Regions from separate parts of the Homo sapiens genome. Here regions 1, 3 and 4 are each linked to region 2. The links are chromatin contacts, found by Hi-C or POLR2A ChIA-PET in ENCODE. All regions are on one chromosome and are shown on one strand. The core of a region is the stretch at or near the end of the contact, and the rest is flanking DNA. Distances in the headings are between cores, read along the strand shown.

What was found. Hi-C counts contacts between places; a loop is a spot of excess contacts on that map. ChIA-PET counts read pairs that join two places held with the same protein, here RNA polymerase II (POLR2A). Pooled maps may share reads with other maps.
Region 1: a map of CD4-positive, alpha-beta T cell shows a loop between it and region 2 (3-fold over the local background). The contact joins the promoter of SPATA24 here to the promoter of FAM53C in region 2. A Hi-C loop is called at or near these places in 3 of 168 maps with a recorded cell type or tissue (CD4-positive, alpha-beta T cell and naive thymus-derived CD4-positive, alpha-beta T cell), 3 of 37 single-sample maps with no recorded cell type and 9 of 50 pooled maps. POLR2A ChIA-PET finds 5 or more read pairs at or near these places in 1 of 52 experiments (PC-9).
Region 3: a map of B cell shows a loop between it and region 2 (8-fold over the local background). The contact joins the promoter of CYSTM1 here to the promoter of FAM53C in region 2. A Hi-C loop is called at or near these places in 2 of 168 maps with a recorded cell type or tissue (B cell and naive thymus-derived CD4-positive, alpha-beta T cell) and 6 of 50 pooled maps.
Region 4: a pooled map shows a loop between it and region 2 (4-fold over the local background). The contact joins the enhancer-like site here to the promoter of FAM53C in region 2. A Hi-C loop is called at or near these places in 1 of 50 pooled maps. POLR2A ChIA-PET finds 5 or more read pairs at or near these places in 3 of 52 experiments (GM10248, WTC11 and activated T-cell).

The regions. Positions count from the first base shown.
Region 1 is chr5:139,402,456-139,405,992 of GRCh38, reverse strand. It overlaps SPATA24 (spermatogenesis associated 24), which reads left to right and starts at 1,904. Exons shown (of 6, transcript NM_194296.2): 1 at 1,904-2,049; 2 at 3,300-3,365. The coding sequence starts at 1,933. RefSeq lists enhancers at 1,394-1,966, 1,912-2,141, 1,967-2,540.
Region 2 is chr5:138,336,695-138,340,055 of GRCh38, reverse strand. It overlaps FAM53C (family with sequence similarity 53 member C), which reads right to left and starts at 1,790. Exons shown (of 5, transcript NM_016605.3): 1 at 1,749-1,790. LOC100128966 (a long non-coding RNA gene) reads right to left here. Exons shown (of 4, transcript NR_146628.1): 4 at 2,910-3,182. It also overlaps a transcript of CDC25C not described here. RefSeq lists silencers at 1,341-1,430, 1,481-1,830 and enhancers at 1,911-2,390, 2,561-2,640.
Region 3 is chr5:140,173,284-140,176,506 of GRCh38, reverse strand. It overlaps CYSTM1 (cysteine rich transmembrane module containing 1), which reads right to left and starts at 1,319. Exons shown (of 3, transcript NM_032412.4): 1 at 1,222-1,319. RefSeq lists a silencer at 932-1,221 and an enhancer at 1,512-1,741.
Region 4 is chr5:139,635,381-139,638,644 of GRCh38, reverse strand. No RefSeq gene overlaps it. Among named protein-coding and RNA genes, the nearest start is that of CXXC5, 11 kb to the left of the region's middle. RefSeq lists an enhancer at 1-248, silencers at 218-267, 718-1,137, 1,387-1,681, 2,128-2,347 and a cis regulatory region at 2,157-2,992. Within about 2 kb of position 1,629, at least 36 of the 41 ENCODE cell types and tissues checked have a DNase peak (open chromatin) inside an H3K27ac peak, as active enhancers do.

The sequences.
Region 1 (3,537 bases), core at 655-3,154, 1.1 Mb before region 2:
ATCGCTCAAACCTGGGAGGCAGAGGTTGCAGTGAGCCAAGATTGCTCCACTGCACTCCAGCCTGGGCGACAGAGCAAGACTCCATCTCAAAAAAAAAAGAAAAGAAAAAAAGAAAAAAAAAAGAGAACATGGTGAAACCCTATCTCTACTAAAAATACAAAAAATTAGCCGGGCATGGTGGCGGGCGCCTGTAGTCCCAGCTGTTCGGGAAGCTGAAGCAGGAGAATGGTGTGAACCCCGGTTGGGGCAGAGCTTGCAGTGAGCCAAGATCGCACCACTGCACTCCACCCTGGGCATCAGAGCAAGACTCCGTCTCAAAAAAAAAAAAAAAAAAAAAGAGAGAGAGGTCAGCAGAGATGGCCTTGTCTCCAAGTCCATGAAAATAAACGCAAGAAACAAAACAAGGGCTCCCGCTGAGAGAACCACAGGGATGGCCAAGTTTGTCAGGCCCCCCGGGGGGTTTTGGGGAGCGGCTTGAATGACTTACCCTGAGCTTTCTGCCTCCTTTCATAGTCACTGGTAACTTTTTTTCCAAACTCCTTGTTAGTATAGTCATTTCCTACTTGGGGGTATCAAATTCCATAACTTCCACCCATGACGTGCAACACAAATGCAGCACAACATCCTGGTTAAGAACATGAACTCCAGGCCCAGCGCGGTGGCTCATGCCTGTAATCCCAGCACTTTGGGAGGCCGAGGCAGGCGGATCACCTGAGGTCAGGAGTTCGAGACCAGCCTGGCCAACATGGTGAAACCCCGTATCTACTAAAAATAAGAAAATTAGCCAGGCGTGGTGGCGGGCGCCTGTAATCCCAGCTACTTGGGAGGCTGAGGCAGAAGAATCCCTTAAACCCGGAAGGTGAAGTTTGCAGTGAGCCGAGATCACGTCCCTGCACTCCAGCCTGGGCGACAGAGCGAGACTACATCTCAAAAAACAAACAAACAAAAACACGGACCCTGGAACCAAACTGCCCATAGCAGAACTCCGTTCCACAACTTACTAGAGTGACCTTGGGCAAGTTATTCATTCTCATTCTCATAGAGCCTAGGTAAAAAGGGGCTGATAGGAGTTCCATGAGGGTCACATGAAATAATATAAACATAACGGTGCCACGAAATAGTGAACACAATATATATTCGCTCTGATGTTCTCCAAACCTAATCTTATTTGGGTTTCCAAGAAAAAAAAAAAAGCCTTCAATAGAGACTTGGTGAGTGTGCGTAATCACCGTATCCTTCCCTGACTTCATTTTACTAAACTCTCCTCCTTCAAGCCCTCTTCAGTCCTCCTAATCTCTTCAGGGTCCTCCTCCTCGGGTGGTGGCACATGACTCTAGTGCAGACTCTAGTGCCCAGAGCCTGGTATCAGAGTATGAAGACTTTGATCTCAGGTGTAGCCATTCTCATTTTTTATCTTCGTCTATCTTCCGTGCTTAGGCTTAGGACCCCTAAGTACTAAGTGTGTTCCAGGAGGCTGGAATCTCATACAATGGAGGAAATTTGGAGATTAGGATAAAGATTTGGAGAAAGAGGCATGAGAAGCTAAAGATGCAGGAGTTGCCTATGCTGGCTCTTGCTTCGTGGTCATGCAGTTTAACAGGCCCTGGGTGAAGGCTGAGGGCTGCTGTTTTGAGTGTTGCCTGCTCGCAGGCAAGGAAAGTACAAGCCGGGCCCTGCCGGCTTCTCAGGACTGCGTGAGAAACAGAAGACGCAATAAAAGCGCAATTTCCTGTAAACTTAAATGCCTTAAGGGTTGTCAGCAGTTTCCCCGCTCCAGGCGGCTCCTTTAAGAGGCGGCCCCTCGCCCCGCTAACATAGGAAGTCCCCGCCCCCCGTTGCCAGGGTGCTCTGTGGCGTCGCATTCTCATTGGTGGGCGACGGCGAGGATCACCCCCGAGGCAGCCATTTCCAACTAGCTGGCGGGGGCGGAAGATGGCGACGCCCCTCGGGTGGTCGAAGGCGGGGTCAGGATCTGTGTGTCTCGCTTTAGATCAACTGCGGGACGTGATTGAGTCTCAGGAGGAACTAATCCACCAGCTGAGGAACGTGGTATGCAGCCAGAGGAGTTTGGGGAGAGGCGGGGCCGGATGCCTCACTGGTGGGGGCGGGGCCAGAACCTGTTCCGATGCGGGGGCCGTGGCTAGAACGCATGGCCCATGGCGTCATCAGGAGGAGGCCGGGCTCAGTCGGTAGGGGTGGAGCCAAAAAGGGGCGGACCTTCCTGAACCAGGGAATTTTAACTAAAATCAAGCCATATTCTCCCTTCCGTTTGCCTGGTTGCTGCAAGAGCTGGTAGAGAGTCCCTGAGCCTCAGTTTCCCCATTTTCAGTGGAGATGACGTCACTGAGTTCCCATGGCCCTCCTGTGCAGGCAGAGAAACTGTCATCCCTTCTATTATGGACACCATTCCCGAGAGTCAAAGGCAGTGCCGTGTTGAATGCAGTAAGCGCAGATTTGGCCCTTGCCAGCGCTAACTTAGGGGCCTCCAAGAACTTTACATGCCTTAGCTTTTGCCTTCTCAATCAAACCCCAGCTAATGGGTGCAAAGCATTGCAGTCACAGATTACCTGGGTAGGCATGATAGAATCCTGGCCATCTGGAGTTCATGGTTTTTCTGGTTTTGTTTTCCTGTCTTGATAAGAAGGTTAGGATGTATCTCCATCTCAGAAATAAAACTGGCTTCACATCTACTTCTCATTCTAAGTTGTTCTTAGACAATTTCTTCCCTTCTGGGAAGTTGAATGTGGGGGAAAGGGGAGAGAGACCTGTCCTATTTGCTACCCTAATGCTCTCATTCAACAAAATATATGGAGCTCTAGGCACTGAATTGCCTTTGATTCCCTGAAGGTACCCAGGTCTTCCTCTTGGCAGCTGACCTTGGCATGTGTGTCCCCACCATCCAGAGTGCTTTTCTCTCTATCCCTCTTCTGGCCCACCCTATATAGCAGTCAGATCTCAGGTCTAACATCCCCTTCTCCGGAAGTGATTCTGACCCTTCCCCAGGCTGGGTTGGGGCCTCCTCTGAGCCCCAGATCCCCTTATGTCTCCCCATCAAGGCACACAACATGTTAGAAGTGCTAACTGTGGACTGCCTCCTCCATGAGACTGGCTGCTCCTTGAGGGCAGCACTTAGAGCTGAGTCTCAGTTTATCTGTGGAACTGAATTCTCCCTTCCCAAGGCCTCAGTCTCATCCTAGGTACCACGAGCATCATCCTGTTATCCGCTTTTGGTCCTGGTCCCTAGAGGGCGCCCCTTCTACTCCAGCCCCAGGCCCTCCCTCAGCCAGGCTCTGTTGCAGATGGTTCTCCAGGACGAAAATTTTGTCAGTAAAGAAGAGTTCCAGGCAGTGGAGAAGAAGCTGGTGGTAAGTAATGGCCTCTGCGGTCTCCTAATCTTCCCCCGTTTCCCAGGATCCCTGTGGTTAGGCAGGCTCATTAAGTATTAGCCTCTGATGGGTGCAGTGGCTCACAACTGTAGTCCCAGCTCTTTGGGAGGCCAAGGCGGGCAAATCACTTGAGGTCAGGAGTTCGAGACCA
Region 2 (3,361 bases), core at 541-3,040:
TGTCAGAAGTAATGAAATCAATAAGATGAAGAAGGCAATAGGGTCCATCTCTCTGGCTGAATACCATCCTCCCTCACCTGCACACTAAGAAAAGCCCAAGAGGGCTCTTCCTTCTGTGACCTTGGGGGCAGATCACTCTACAAAAAAGAGGAATTATCTCTACCCCACTCACACCTTAGAAGGAGGGCACAAGGAAGAGCAAAGAGATAAACCTGGATGTACCTGGAGTTCTCTGGAAGAAAGGTGCAAGAGAAGTCAATCATCATTACAGTTAACTATCATTTTCATGCATAATTATTACCACCCTGAACAAAATTCTAGCTTCCGGGGAGCTCTCTTCAGCTGCTTCCCCTATATTCTTACGGGAGAAGCTAAAGCTTATATCACTTCTGCTCTTGGTTTCTTAACTCTGCTGCCCTCAAAGATCAACCAGAGAGGGAACCTAAGTGCAGGATTTTACCCTAGAGACCCCAGGCCTCAGGCTAACCAGCTATGAGGAGCAGGGAATGAAGCAAACTCTCCAGCTTTTCATGAGGCATTTGGACAAACAGCAAACTCCCAGCCACCTCTAGGATCAAGTCAAGACAGTGAATTTGTGTTTTTCTGCATTTTAATTGTTGGGATGTGGCCACACACAGTGGTAATTGGAACAATGCAACTACCACCACGCAACTGATACTCTCAGCCTGAGTTTCCTAAAACAGGCCAGGCTGCGAGGGGGAACAGAACGGAAGCCATAAGGAATCAAACCAGGACACAAAAGAAGGCAAACCAGCTCCGCGAGGGGCCTCCTCTTTCTCAAGCAGGCATTGAAAAAAGTGTAAGAAGCCCTCTCTTGCCGCCTTCCTTCCCCTTCCATTTTGTGTATCTGAAGGGTAGAGACAGCCCTGAATATTCACTAAACAAGTTAAAACTTCTCAGTTTAACAACTGGCACGGGGCTCAGCCCTTCACAGAGCAGCAGGCCGCTAGGCCCTCTCAGCAACCCCACCAGACCTAACTCTCAGTCCAGGCTTTCCCTCCACCAGCAGCCCCCAAAAATAAAGATCAGACCCCCACCCCATCTCCTATTGGATGGCAGTAACCCCTGACACTCCTGTTTCAGGGATGCTGAGGTTGTGCTGTACCAAGACAAGGTAGGATCAGGTCAGGCCAACAGGGAGGAGAGTCACAAACCCTTTGGGGACCTTCCCCTCAGGTCCCAGCCCCACACCTCCTGGGGAGACTGAAGAAAAACATGAGGAAGGCAGGGAGCTGCATGAACAGGTAGGTGGAGATCTGCCTGCTCTTCTTCCATATGGTTCTGGTGGGGAAAGGGGTGACAAGTGGGGAACACCCCTCCCCCCACCCCCATGAAGAAGCAAAAGGCTAGGCCCCTCCAATCTTCAACCTCTCCCTCTGTTGCCCTGCCTGTCCCCGCGGGGTGGGGCATGGGGCGTCCGCTGGTCCCCGGGGCGGGGGGGGGGGTGCGCCAGGGCTCGCTCAGGGGGGCTGTCGTTCGCCTCTTCCCACTAGGTTCCATCATCTGGCCGCGGGAAGCGAACTCAGGACGCAGGGGATGGGGAGGGTCTGGGACTTAGCACTCCGCCACCCCCTCCCCCACCGGGTCCCGTGCTCTCCCCGCAGAGGCGGCCAGCGAGGCCCGGCCGCGCGGGCGGTCGGGCTGGGGGAGGGGAAAGAGGGAAGGAGGGAGGGACGGTTGAGGTGCCCGCCCCGAGGCCCCAGCGCCACCTGCCCTCCACCACCTACCGCGGTTCCTCCAGCTCCCAGGGCCGCGGCCGGAGCAGCTCTGAGCGCTCGGTTCGCCCCACGGTGCCCTTAAAAGGCGCTGGCGCGAACCAACGAGTCCCTGAGGAGAGTAGGGGGACAGCTCCGGCTCGCAGAATCCCCCCAAGCCACCCATGGAGGGCGCAGCTCCGTGTCGTGTCTCTCTCAAAGTGTCTCTCGGACAGCGCTGTTGGGAACGAGCCTGGCGCTTTGATTTAGGGATGGGGGTGGTTTCCTCACTAACGAGTCACCCCCTCCAAAATATCGCAGAAAGTGGACGGCCCCAGTTGGAGGCACATCTTGAAACCCGCGGGGGAGGCCATGTCGGAAGAAGGTAAACAAAGGCATCGCCCCTGCCCTCCCTCCCTCCAACGGCCCAACTGCAGCCTCCCACTCGGTTCGGGCCGCGTCACGCAATTAGCCACAGTGCCCCTCACCTGCTCTGCTGCCCCGCCCTCCACGACCACCTCTTCGAAGGAATCCCCCTTCCCCCAGCAAAGGACCCGTCCGCGGCGTGAAGGCTGCTGGGAAGTGTGGTCCAAGCGCGGATTAGGGCCTGCTCGGAGTCCCAGGAGCCCCTCTTGCAGCTGCCGGATCGGCCTGAACCTTAAAAACCCAGGACTTATAATGGTTGCGGGGACGTTTCCACTTGGTTCTGTAATTTGCCCTCACCCAGAACACTTTGTAAAGCTCAGGATAGCCCAGGGCTGTTCACTCCCTCTCTTCTCTCTCCGCCCCCTCCCCCCCAGCAGGATGAGGTAATGGGATTGTGATTATGACATCATAGGCGGTTCAGTTGCTTGCGTTTGCCTGGGGGGAGGTGCGGGGAGGTGGGGAGAAGTGCGGTGGTTAGACTTTCCTTAAACAGAAAGGGAAGGAGGAAACAGGCAGATGGGGAAAAGATGTTGACGGCGCTATATTTCCACTTCAGGAAGACAAAACCACCTTTTATTAAGTCTCCACCACTACCACCACCTCCCACATGAGCCAAAATTTAAGTCTTTTTTAAAGAGATTGAATGTAGACGTTAGTGTGTGAAGAGGTTGGGTTGATGGTTTCTGGCTCTTATGTAAATTCGAGTCTCAGCTAGCATCACAGATGGTTTAGGGAGACAAGCAAAAAAGTGGATAAAGGAGAGGCTTTAAACAATGCGTTCGTGTTGTGATCTCTTTGTAATACAAAGTTTTCTATTTCTTTTTTTTAATTGATTGGAAAGTAGCAGTAATGCAAGTAATCTTCACTATTACACTTAGCAGCAAGTCCTCTGAAAGACATCTGTTTTCTGTAAATATTTTGTGCCTTACTCAAGACTGGGACAGGTAAATAGCTGTGATCAGCTGGAAAGTAGAGCCAGTGGCGGGGGTCGTCCTCACTGAGCCAGGGAGGGGAGGAGGCAGGAGCCACCAAGTCTACAAACTGAAAAAGAGTAGAGGAAAAATGAGGTACAGTACTAACTGAGAAAATAGGGGTGGAAAGATTTACCTTGCACTGCTTATTTCCCCTTGGCAAAAGGAGCAGAGTTAGGGGCCATGAAGTAGGGGACACATGGTTTCCAATAATTGCTCTTATGTACCAGACACCATGCTACATTTTTT
Region 3 (3,223 bases), core at 70-2,569, 1.8 Mb before region 2:
TACTCGAAAATGAGCTGCCCTTGGGTGGGTCCTTTCATAAAAAGGAATTTTTAAAAATCTGCTAACATGGTTACTCCACAAAGTTTACATGTATCATATTGTATAAATCTATAAATATGTACAATTATTTTTTGTTTAATTTCTAAAAATTTGCCAACAATGGCTGAAAAAGGCACCTGGCTGCCTGAGCCCCTACCCTTGTCGGTTACAAGTATTTCATAAGCAGGGTTTGAGGAATCCCATCAGAGAAGAGTGTTGTCACCTTTTTGCCGGAATGTCACACCAACTTCCTCAGTGTTCCCCTCACACCAACTTCCTCAGTGTTCCCCCTACCCCAATCTAGCCAACGTTTCAATGGCTCCCCACAGCACACAGTGCCTCTCAGGTGGGCACTCAAGGGTCCTTTCCTAATCCTCCCTAACCTAATTCTCCAAACTTTTTTTCCCCCAAAACAGCCCAGCAGACGGTCCAGTCAGTCCCCAAATCGTTTTTCCTCATGGTCTCCTTCCCCAGGGGTCCTCCCCTCCTTCTCTCCCCCCTGCAACCTCCACTGCTACCGGGAGATTAGTTCCCACCCGTCAGGACCCCGCTCAGATTTCACTTCCTCCAACAGGTCCGCTCAGATCCCAATCCACGGCTCTCAACAGCAGCCGGGATTCCTTTCCCCCGCAACGCCTTCTCTGAACACCCCGGCCTCCGAGCGCCGGCTTTGCGTTCCCTAGTTACTTCCAGTCACTAGTTACTTCCGCTCCGCTCCCACCCGCGGGACTCGCGACCTGCCCCCTGCCCCCGGCTGGCCCAGCTCGGAATAGGCAGAGCAGCGCCTCAGAAATCGCAGCCCAAGGCGAAGAAATCCAGAAGCCTCCCGCGGACGTCCCCCGGGACGGGGTGTGGCGAGCCCCGCTCCGAGCCCGCCGACTCCTCGTGAGACGAGAACCGCAGCGACGCGGAGACCCTGTGAGTCCACCGCCGAGACGCGCGGCGCGGCGACCAGGAGCCCCAGAGTAGCCGCGGGGCGCCGGGAGGGATCCAGCTGGCGGCAGCAGCTTCCCTGCCTCCCTGCCCCTCCCCAGGGGCTGCGCGAACCCCTGCCTGAGCCAGGCCAGCCCGGGTGCCCCCCAGTTCTCAGGGCGCTCCCCAGGGAGCCCGGGGACGCGCCCTGTCCGTGCCTGATCCCCGCCCTGGTCCCAGCTGGGTCGGGCCAGGTCCGCTGCACCTCACCTCTCCTCTCCACGAACCGACTGGATAACGGTCGGGTCTGAACCTGAGGAGCCCGGACCAGCCCGCAGTAGACTTGCCGCACCTGTCTCAGAGCAAGTGAGGAGCAGCCGGGCGCCTGACGTCACGGCCGCTCCCAGCGCCGCGAACCGGGAGTCACCTGATCACCCTGGCAACGCGCGCGGCGCGGGGCGAGGCGAGGCTTGCGTCACAGCACGAGCCCCGCCCCCAACTGCTCGGCCTCCAAGCGCCGCCGGAAGCGCTCTCTTGCAGTCGGCGCAGTCGGGAGGCGGGGTCGGTCTCCGACTTCCCAACGTGGGCCTCCCAGCTGCGCTGGATACTTAGGACTCCCACAGGCGTCCCCCTCAGATTGGATTGGTTCTCCGAGACTCCACCCGATACCCCAACTCCGCTAGTTCAGGCGCCTGGGAGGCAAGACCAGCGTCCATGCGGAACCCTGCTCAGTGCGTGGCATGAGGGGTCGGCTGTGGGCTGCTGCCTCCTCGTGTCTTGTTGGTCCAGACCCAACTAGGGTTGGGGGCTTACTTCCCGAGCTGTACCTGAGCGGAATGGGGCTGAGGCTGATAACTGGATTGCTCTCTGGCTACTTTTCCCCATAAACCTTGCAACAAGTAGTCCCGCCAGTACTTTAGAGTGTAATGAGACTTCATTCACATCAGGAGGGGGAAGGGGGACAGAATCTTCTGTCCTGAAGGTTTCCTTCTTCTGTTCCAACAGGAAGAGAAGTTACCGAAAAGCTCCCAGAGCAAGGCCTAGAATGAGCTTGCAAGTCCTACTTGCAAAAAATTTTTTATTTTTCATTTTAGAAATTGATTTTCTCTCCATATTCCTCCCCTTGCTTGCTATTAGGTTGGTGCAAAAGTAATTGTGGTTTTTGCATTTTTTTTTTAAATGGCAAAAACAGCAATTACTTTTGCACCACTCTAATATAAGTATATGCCTACAACTTTTGTTACTCTCTAGGCTTCCCAGATAAGACTATCAGCTTCGAAATGAAAATTTAACATCCCCTGGAGGTCTCAGTGTGAGAGTCACTGCCTATTTCACACCTTCACTATTTGCTGACTTTCATTTCAGTTTTACTCTCCTCATCCCTGCACTGCCAAGAAGGTTTCATATGTATTGAAACCTTCCCTCTCAAGAGTTTAGGATCTTAGACCAAGAAGTTAGTTTATAGTCAACTTCTTGTGAGCATCTTTTAGTGTCAGGCAATGGGCCATGGGCAGATTGAGATGTGGTTCTCGAAGATCAAACGTGTATGGGTGGTATGTCTCACATAAGTACAACTTGTACTGTTTATTATGACTTAATCATTGTATTTAAGTGGCACTTTTTAATTTTCACACTTAAAGAAACTCATATAAGTGGGAAAGAAGACAGCTGTGAAAGGTAGAGAAGAACCATGGCTCTAGACAGAGCTGTACTAATAGGAGAGAAGAGATTGAAAATGTGAGCCCAGGTCCCAAGGAGCACAGAGGCATGGTCAGAAGGTTGGTAGGAACAGGACAGAGGCAGCCAGGCCTGAGGTGTTTGGCAGATCTGAGGAGGGCAGGGATAGAGGGTGAGGGGAGGAGTGGGGCCAGAATGAGGCTTGAGGGATTCAATGGAGGGCGAAAGTGCTGGGAAGGGAGGAGGGATTGGAAAGAAAGGAGAAGTATGCAGTGGTTTGGGAAGGAGTTGCTGAAAGGGAGGGCAGGGTAAATAGAGACCCAGGAAAGGGTGCTAAGAGCATTAAGAGAAGGGAGGCTGAGAGGCTACAAAAAAGGACTGAGGGGGAGGAAGAAGCAGGTGGGAGACTCTGGGGCAGCAAACATCTCAGAACCAGTCAGTAGGTGGTGTCCTTCAGAGGCTGTTGGAGAAGAGCAGCATTGTCTGTTTGCCTCTGAAGAGTGAAGGTGATCCATGCACACCCCAAACTACCTCTGGACCATCTGAGGGTAAGAGCCACCCTTTGCAGAGCACTAATGCAGAGGGAAGAGCAGAA
Region 4 (3,264 bases), core at 380-2,879, 1.3 Mb before region 2:
ACCCACTCAAAGCAGGTGCTGTTATTCTCTAGCAGGAGAGAAAGGGGCTGAGAGAGGCTCTAGCACTTGCGGGTAGCCACACCGAAGAGCTGGAGCTAGACTTGGAAGCAGGTCAGCCTGGCCCATGGCTGTGCCCCAGCCCCAGGCGGGCAGAGCCAGGCCCTAGGGGGAGGAGGCAGTCTTGCCAGGCCTGAGGCCCAGCCTGTCCTCCCCGCGGAGCCGCCTCCTCCCCTGGGCTGCGTGACATCTGCCCCGCTTCCCGGCCCCAGACAGCTGCCCAGAGCCACGTCAGCACTTCCAACCGGGGAGTCTGGAAACTGGCTCAGGCCCCTGAGCGAGAAGGGGACAGGGGGCTGCGGGTCCTCCGACGGGATGGTTTTCAGAGGGTGACCCACTCAGCTGAGCAGGGAATGGGTCGGCATGACCTTGGGCCGAGCTTCTATGAACCTCAGTTTCCCGTGCTCGGGTGTGTGTTTGGCTTTGCGAAGTGCTCAGAAAGACGGTAGCATCCTGGGTGGAGGAGGCGCAAATAATCCCACACAGCAACAGTTCCAGGACACCCGGGGCAGCCTGCGGACTCCCCCCGACGCCCCCCCAACCCGTCCACTCGGGGACAAGTGGTTATTAGGTGGGGCTCAGGAGGGTGAGGGTGGGGGGCGAGGTGGTGTCTGTGCCGGGAGCCCAGTCCCAGCACACCGGCCGGCTGGGGCCAGAGATAACCGGCGCCTCCCGGAAAATCATTAGCATCTGTTTGGGCCGCGGCAAAGTTGGCCTGCTGGCGCCTCCGCCCGCCGGAAACAGCCCCGCGCCCCCACCAGGGCAAGCGCAGGGCGCACCCGACACAGCGTCCCTCCCCATACCCGGCCCAGCTTAAACTCCTGTGGTGACAACATCCACCAGCGCTGGGAAGGGGGCTTGGGTGCAGAGGCCTAGGGCGGGCAGGCCGGCAGACTGGGGTCGGGCCACGCCATCGGGGGCTTCCTCGCGCGGTGTGGGCGGTCCAGCCCGAGCTCCGGGCGATCCAGGCCGGCTCTTCGAGGCGCCCGCGCTGGCGGCAGCCCAGGGAGTGTGTGGAAATGACACCGCCAGGGCGGCGGAGATCCCCCCTCCTGACATTGGCTGGAAAGTGGAGCAGCTCGTCAGGGACAATCAATGGCGATCGATCGCCGCGCGGCGCGGGCGGACGGTGCGGGGGAGGGGCGGCGGGGCCGGCAGGGGTGGGGGCACCCGCGGCCGAGGTCAAACAACACACTGACCCGCAAAGGGGCACAGCGGCTGAGGGGGGGGGGGGTGTCACACGGACACACAATTTGTGAAAGGAAGCACCACCATAGGCCACCCACACCACAAAGGAGGCACGCTCACCACACGGAGTGACACCACAACAGTCTCTGACACAAGTCAGAACAGGACACAACAGGGTCAGACACACCTAATGATACAACATACAGTCACACTATTCACAACCAGTTCACCATACCACAACAGATGTCCCTACACTAGACACCTACAATATCACCGGGACACAAAATGAGTCATATAGTAGCTGGTCTCAACCACACAGCAGTAGGGAGTTACATACTTTGGGTGCACAACAGTCACACAACAAAGCAAAAAAGTCATATAGTCATATCATCCATCACCACTACCTCAAAGAACATTGTCAAATTAGGTCTCTACGTTGTACAACACAATGGTGCCCATACTGGCAAAAGGATGGGACCAGGAGCCCAAGTATAGAATATGACAGGGGCAAATGCTGCCATAAGTTGCACCCCAGTAACTAAGAGAGGGATAAAGCTGTTTTGCATCTTCCAACTTGAATAAAATTATACCCCACCCAACATGGCACAATAAACAAACACCAGGCAAACCAGCATGAACTTGCAGGGTTCTGACAGGACTAAATGAGCCACTGCAGGTGAGGTGCTTAGCACAGCACCAGGCACATGGTAAGCACTCGACACACAGGTGGTCTTGGTCATTGCTAATGGTTCTATACTACTAAGTCATGTGTATATAATAATGACTGTAACTACTTAGCATCATTCTCTCCATGTTAGTCCAGTCCCTTCCAGGAACCTGATTCACCCCAGCAGCAAAACTAGTTCTGCCATCACATACACCTGGGAAACACAACTCAAGTGTTACAAACACAATTCACGGTGCTGCACTCACCCACAGAGAGGCCACATTCTCACTTCCCCCAGTATACAACCACACCCACCCCAGAATCCCCTCCACAGGGGGAGCAGGCTGTGCTCATGCAGCTGAAAGCTCTGGCTCAGAGACCTTGGTGGGGAAACCACCCCTAATCTCTCACCAGGTGCAACCCAACTAGTGTGCACTGCTACTGGCCCCATTTCCTGCCACTCTCAGAAAGCTGTAGAACACAAAGCACTTCCCTCCTAAAGGTCACCCACCTAGTTACAAAGGGACCCAGAGCCTCCCAAATAAACTCCTTAAGGACTATCCCTTGTCAGTCCCCCTTTCCATTTCTCCATTTCCCCCTAGAGAAGCTGAAGCACCAGTTTCAGTCCCCAGAAAGGCTCTCCCCATTCCAAATCCAAAGCAGGAAACAGGGCTGGCCCCAGAGCTCAGCAATCTCCCCACTCCCATTCCCAGTGGTGCATGTGTGTGGGAACAGGGCCAAGATTCATCAGTCCTTCAGCACACCCTTAAAGGCCACTCCTGTGGTTCCAGTGCAAGGCCAGCTGGGCTGTAGCCCTCACTTCCTCAGTTCAGGCCTGGGCCCACCCAAGGGCTTCCAGGAAATCTCTTGTAGCCAGGGAGCTCCCCCTAAAGGTCCTGTCTAGAATGACTCCCCACATTCCCTAGTTTTGCCTGGCTGTGTGACCTTTGTTAATTCCCCAACCTCTCTGTGCCCAGATCCCAAGTCCTGCCCACAGATCCAAGACACCCTTCAACCCCCTCACAGAGGCTCTCTTTGACTAGGGAGAGAGGTGTGGGCCTGTGACCTAGAATGTGGAGAGGAAAGATGCTGGCTGTAGGTGCCACAATCACCCAGTCATTTATCCCTCTCCCTTCCCCTTCAAACAGAGCTGGGAAACAGCTGGGGGAGATCTGGCCTCCTTCCACAGCATACCCCTCCTCCGTGGCTGGAGGCAAATCCTCCCCCAACCCCAGGCTTTTATTCACCAGGCAGGACAACTGGATTCCCTTTTGTCCCCCAAGGTAAGGGGAAGGACAGACAGACACTGGGCAAGGACACACAGTCTGGCTAGCCATGGCCATTATTCTGCC